Linked DNA regions of Homo sapiens: region 1 is linked to region 2. The links are chromatin contacts, found by Hi-C or POLR2A ChIA-PET in ENCODE. All regions are on one chromosome and are shown on one strand. The core of a region is the stretch at or near the end of the contact, and the rest is flanking DNA. Distances in the headings are between cores, read along the strand shown.

The links. A loop is a pair of places that touch in the nucleus more often than their neighbours do. ChIA-PET counts read pairs that join two places held with the same protein, here RNA polymerase II (POLR2A). Pooled maps may share reads with other maps.
Region 1: a pooled map shows a loop between it and region 2 (2.3-fold over the local background). The contact joins two enhancer-like sites. A Hi-C loop is called at or near these places in 1 of 168 maps with a recorded cell type or tissue (ovary) and 5 of 50 pooled maps. POLR2A ChIA-PET finds 5 or more read pairs at or near these places in 6 of 52 experiments (H1, K562, PC-9 and 3 more).

Annotation. Positions count from the first base shown.
Region 1 is chr4:39,445,484-39,448,748 of GRCh38, forward strand. It overlaps KLB (klotho beta), which reads left to right. Exons shown (of 5, transcript NM_175737.4): 4 at 849-1,992; 5 at 2,818-3,265. The coding sequence ends at 3,203. Among named protein-coding and RNA genes, the nearest start is that of RPL9, 12 kb to the right of the region's middle. RefSeq lists an enhancer at 1,646-1,835. Within about 2 kb of position 1,393, at least 13 of the 41 ENCODE cell types and tissues checked have a DNase peak (open chromatin) inside an H3K27ac peak, as active enhancers do.
Region 2 is chr4:39,654,353-39,657,542 of GRCh38, forward strand. The region is part of intron 4 of SMIM14-DT (SMIM14 divergent transcript); the gene reads left to right. Among named protein-coding and RNA genes, the nearest start is that of SMIM14-DT, 17 kb to the left of the region's middle. Within about 2 kb of position 1,784, at least 4 of the 41 ENCODE cell types and tissues checked have a DNase peak (open chromatin) inside an H3K27ac peak, as active enhancers do.

The sequences.
Region 1 (3,265 bases), core at 143-2,642, 210 kb before region 2:
ATCACTTGAACTTTTCTTTTCTTTTTTTTTTTTTTTTGAGATGGAGTTTTTGCTCTTGTTGCCGAGGCTGGAGTGCAATGGCATGATCTCGGCTCACTGCAACCTTCGCCTCCTGCGTTCAAGCGATTCTCCTGCCTCAGCCTCCAGAGTAGCTGGGATTACAAGCATGCGCCTCCACGCCTGGCTAATCTTGTTTTTTTGTTTTTTTTTTTTTTTTTAGTAGAGACGGTGTTTCTCCATGTTGGTCAGGCTAGTCTCAAACTCCCAACTTCAGGTGATCTGCCCGCCTCAGCCTCCCAAAGTGCTAGGATTACAGGCATGAGCCACCGCGCCCGGCCTGGATTTTTTAAATACAAGTTAGAAATTTGCATTCAGCAAAAGCAAGGGGTCATTGCCTACCCCACCGCACCAGCCTTTTTAAGGAATTGTGCCTGGGGTCAACCTCCTCTTCTCAGTGAAATCTCTACAACAGGAATTTCAACTTTGTCTTCAATTTATGGCAGGGTTTAGAATCTCTTTTGTAATTGCTTTTAATTGAGTGTACCAAGCCAATTTCCTGATGCATTTGAACAGAATCACTTCAAACCCCACCATATATAACCTAGGGTTTAAAGTTAAATGAACTGGAAAATGGCTTCCCAATGTTTTCTCAAACAACTTGTTTTCCAAGCCAGGACCTGGGTGTGGCTCCTTCTCTGTTTTCTGGTCTCCTTGGGAGATTTCAAGGGCTGGAATAGGCCTGGCGTGGTGGCCTGTAATCCCAGCACTTTGGGAGGCAGAGGTAGGCAGATCACTTGAGCCTCCATCTGCCAGCGCATGCTTGACCTAAATGAGCTTGTTTTTCACAGCCCGAGTCTGTGGCTTCGTCCCCACAGTTCAGCGATCCTCATCTGTACGTGTGGAACGCCACTGGCAACAGACTGTTGCACCGAGTGGAAGGGGTGAGGCTGAAAACACGACCCGCTCAATGCACAGATTTTGTAAACATCAAAAAACAACTTGAGATGTTGGCAAGAATGAAAGTCACCCACTACCGGTTTGCTCTGGATTGGGCCTCGGTCCTTCCCACTGGCAACCTGTCCGCGGTGAACCGACAGGCCCTGAGGTACTACAGGTGCGTGGTCAGTGAGGGGCTGAAGCTTGGCATCTCCGCGATGGTCACCCTGTATTATCCGACCCACGCCCACCTAGGCCTCCCCGAGCCTCTGTTGCATGCCGACGGGTGGCTGAACCCATCGACGGCCGAGGCCTTCCAGGCCTACGCTGGGCTGTGCTTCCAGGAGCTGGGGGACCTGGTGAAGCTCTGGATCACCATCAACGAGCCTAACCGGCTAAGTGACATCTACAACCGCTCTGGCAACGACACCTACGGGGCGGCGCACAACCTGCTGGTGGCCCACGCCCTGGCCTGGCGCCTCTACGACCGGCAGTTCAGGCCCTCACAGCGCGGGGCCGTGTCGCTGTCGCTGCACGCGGACTGGGCGGAACCCGCCAACCCCTATGCTGACTCGCACTGGAGGGCGGCCGAGCGCTTCCTGCAGTTCGAGATCGCCTGGTTCGCCGAGCCGCTCTTCAAGACCGGGGACTACCCCGCGGCCATGAGGGAATACATTGCCTCCAAGCACCGACGGGGGCTTTCCAGCTCGGCCCTGCCGCGCCTCACCGAGGCCGAAAGGAGGCTGCTCAAGGGCACGGTCGACTTCTGCGCGCTCAACCACTTCACCACTAGGTTCGTGATGCACGAGCAGCTGGCCGGCAGCCGCTACGACTCGGACAGGGACATCCAGTTTCTGCAGGACATCACCCGCCTGAGCTCCCCCACGCGCCTGGCTGTGATTCCCTGGGGGGTGCGCAAGCTGCTGCGGTGGGTCCGGAGGAACTACGGCGACATGGACATTTACATCACCGCCAGTGGCATCGACGACCAGGCTCTGGAGGATGACCGGCTCCGGAAGTACTACCTAGGGAAGTACCTTCAGGAGGTGCTGAAAGGTAAGGGCGGGGCCCCTTCAGACACAGGGCAGAGCGAGATTCCTGTTACCTGACAAGAACAAAGAATGGGAGCAGCAGGCTGGTGCCTGACAGCATCCAATTTGTGGCACCCAAGTCCTGTCAATTGAATTTTGTCCTGAAAACTGGCCTATGGGATTTTTGAAAAAATTTTAAAATCATAAAAGTAACACACACCAATTATAGAAAACTGGGCACGTGGAGAAGTTTTTAAAAAATCACCTGAAATCTCACTCCCCAGGATAAACAGTCACTATTTTGGGTTACTTATTTTCACCATGCTTGCTAGGCTTTAAAAAAATGGTTGTGGGTAAACAGGTGTATAAATTTATGGGATGCATGAAATGTTTCGATACAAGCATGCAATGTGAAATAACCACATCATGGTAGCTTAAGCGAGCGACAGTGAGTGAGTGGGTAAAACCAACTGTGATTCCTGGGCTGCACCAAGAGCACATCTGAGGTTCACAATCAGGCCAAATAGGCAACGTTTTTCTGCTTGTGACCCTTTAAACAAAAGTGACAACCTTCATTGCTCTGCTCCTTAAATTTGCTTTTTCCTCCAAGAGTTTTTGGATTATTTATGGATCAAGTTTCACTACAAATTTTTCAGACTTAAATTATACATATTTTCACCTTCTCCTTTACATAGATCATAAAAGAATAAATGTCAAAAAAAACCCTCTAATAAAAATCACTACCTTTATTATGGGCATAATTTTAGCTTGTTTCAATGAAAACTAAATTCTTCCTCAAAGATACTTCATAGTCCATTTGTGATTAATGTTAATTTCTTATCTTTTTCAGCATACCTGATTGATAAAGTCAGAATCAAAGGCTATTATGCATTCAAACTGGCTGAAGAGAAATCTAAACCCAGATTTGGATTCTTCACATCTGATTTTAAAGCTAAATCCTCAATACAATTTTACAACAAAGTGATCAGCAGCAGGGGCTTCCCTTTTGAGAACAGTAGTTCTAGATGCAGTCAGACCCAAGAAAATACAGAGTGCACTGTCTGCTTATTCCTTGTGCAGAAGAAACCACTGATATTCCTGGGTTGTTGCTTCTTCTCCACCCTGGTTCTACTCTTATCAATTGCCATTTTTCAAAGGCAGAAGAGAAGAAAGTTTTGGAAAGCAAAAAACTTACAACACATACCATTAAAGAAAGGCAAGAGAGTTGTTAGCTAAACTGATCTGTCTGCATGATAGACAGTTTAAAAATTCATCCCAGTTCCATATGCTGGTAACTT
Region 2 (3,190 bases), core at 534-3,033:
GGTTATGATTCCTTTTTTTTTTTTTTTTTTTGAGATGGAGTCTTGTTGTCTCCCAGGCTGCTGGAGTGCAATGGTGCAATCTCGGCTCACTGCAACCTCTGCCTCCTGGATTCAAGCGATTCTCCTGCCTCAGCCTCCCAAGTAGCTGGAATTACAGGTGCCCACCACCAAGCTTGGCTAATTTTTGTATTTTTGGTAGAGATGGGGTTTTTCAATTTTGGCCATGCTGGTCTAGAACTCCTGACCTCAGGTGATCCACCCACCTCTGCCTCCCAAAATGCTGGGATTACAGGTGTGAGGCACCGTGCCCAGCCAGATATTAATATTAACTAAATATATTCTTTTTTTTTTTTTTCGAGATGGAGTTTCACTCTCGTTACCCAGGCTGGAGTGCAATGGCACAATCTTGGCTCACCGCAACCTTTGCCTCCTGGGTTCCAGCGATTCTCCTGCCTCAGTCTCCCAAGTAGCTGGGATTACAGGCATGTGCCACCACACCCGGCTAATTTTTTTGTATTTTTAGTAGAGACAGGGTTTCACCATGTTATCCAGGATGGTCTCAATCTCCTGACCTCGTGACCTGCCCGCCTCAGCCTCCCAAAGTGCTGGGATTATAGGCGTGAGCCACTGCGCCCAGCAATATTAACTAAAAATATTCTAAGACAATACAGGCATGCAGTTAGATTATCATCAGTGCCCTGTTTAAAAGATTTAAAAAGTCTGGGCTAATGCCTATAGTCCCAGCACTTTGGGAGGCTGAGGCAGGAGGATCACTTGAGCCCAGGAGTTTGAGATCAACATGGGCAACATTGTGTCTATTATTTTTTTTTTTAAAAAGGAAAACAAAAAAAAAGGTAAAATATATTAAGGATAGAATATTACCTAATTTAGGGGGAAATGGAGAAAAACTAATAAGCAGAATATTTTGACTTCAGAACCCCACTACTTAAGAGGGAAGTCAAAACTGGCTGTTCCAATTCCAATTCCAACCATCCTCAACACATAGCAGTTTACTTGACATTAAAATACTTGGCTACACTTTCAGTTGCTATGATATCAGGATGTAGTTGGCCAAGAGTGTGGTCAGATTCCAAAAAATGATGTTATGATAGTCAAACATACAATATAGTTTAAACATAATCTAGAGTCTCCTCTAACTCCAAGCTAAGGGCATCATGGTTCATATCTAAACTGAGAGTGTGAGAAAATGTAAAGAAAGGTGTTCATGGATAAATTGGTATGTTTTGTGAAATGTTTTGTAGCATCCAACGTGAATTGAAATGGGAAGAAGTTGGAAACAGAAACCTACCAAGAAATCACTTTTAGTTCTTGAGTATTAATTAACTAGGGCCAGAGCAAAAGTTTTGAGAGAGCATAAGATCAGTTGAATCCAGCAGATAAGAATGAAAGAGATGATATTTGGCAATATTTTGAAAACATAGTATTAAGCAGTCTTACCTTAAAATTATAGAAAACAATATATTAATATTTGTATTTGGACTGGACAAAATCTATGACTAAAATTTCTAGGCAGAATGATCTATAACGGGTGGAGGCCTGCTTTTCCTACTGGAAGACTACTTACAAACATAATTTAAGACCAGATACAATTTCGATGATTAAATCATAGAACTACTGAGTAATATAAGGCCAAGGACAGAAACTGTGGTTATTTAGTGATTGAATAAACATGACATAGAAACAGAACACACAGTACTTGGCTTTGATAAGTAGTTCTCCACCCAAATACTGAAAATCATAAGCAATGACTGCCATTAAATTATGGATGACTCTGCCCGCCAGTTGTTTGCAAGCAGAGTAAATAGACCATCAGGGACAGGGTAAAGTGAAACTTAATAGTCATTAGCCAGCAATAGTTGAGCAATTTTTTTTTTTTTTTTGAGATGGAGTCTTGCTCTGTCACCCAGAATGGAGTGCAGTGGCACAATCTTAGCTCACTGCAACCTCCACCTCCCAGGTTTAAGCGATTCTCCTGCCTCAGCCTCCCGAGTAGCTGGGATTACAGGTGTCTGCCACCATACCCGCTAATTTTTTTTGTACTTTTAGTATAGAGGGGGTTTCACCATGTTGGCCAAGCTGGTCTCGAACTCCTGACCTCAAGTGATCCACTCGCCTTGGCCTCCCAAAGTGCTGGGATTACAGGCGTGAGCCACTGCACCTGGCCTTTTTTTTTTTTTTTTTTTGAGACAGAGTCTCACTCTGTCACCCAGGCTGGAGCATGATCTCGGCTCACTACAACCTTCCCCTCCCGGGTTCAAGTGATTCTTGTGCCTCAGCCTCCTGTGTAGCTGGGATTACAGTGCACACCAACACGCCCAGCTAATTTTTTGTATTTTTAGTAGAGATGAGGTTTCGTCATGTTGCCCAGGCTGGTCTCAAACTCCTGAGCTCAGGCAATCCACCCACTTCAGCCTCCCAAAGTGCTAGGATTACAGGCGTAAGCCACTGCCCCAGGCCATCTTGAGCAATTTTGATGTGCCAGGTCTTGTGCTATGCGTTGGGCATAGTATATAATTTTCCCAATAATGCTGTAGCTCAGCAGTCCCCAACCTTTTTGGCACCAGGGACTGGTTTTGTGTAAGACAGTTTTTCCACCGGCTGGGGTAGGGGTAACAGGGGGAGGGGGATGGTTTCAGGATGAAACTGTCAACTATAAATCATCAGGCATTAGATTTTCATAAGGAGCACGCAACCTAGATCCCTCACATGCACGGTTCACAATAGGGTTCGTGTTCCTACGAGAATCTAATGCTGCCGCTGATCTGACAGGAGGTGGAACTCAGGCAGTAATGCTCACTCAAGACAGGGTTTCACCATGTTGGCCAGGCTGGTCTCAAACTCCTGACCTCAAGGGATCCGCCCGTCTCGGCCTCCCAAAGTGCTGGAATTACAGGCGTAAGCCACCGCACCCGGCCAGCAAAATTTTATTGGAAACTCAAACAACTATTGCCTGGGCTCTTGGAATTCTCACTATTCTGAGGTAAAGCTACAAGCCATGTGTTTGATTTGGATACATCTGGGATTTTCAAGTTCTGGGATTTTTTTTTTCACCCTAAGTTGATTAACAAAGATGGACTAATAGAAGTCAACCTCAGGTTCGCTCTTTAAACCGAGATCAAAACCTAAACAGCCAGTTCTCTGCTGCCTCGTCCTGGTTTCCTTTAATTGT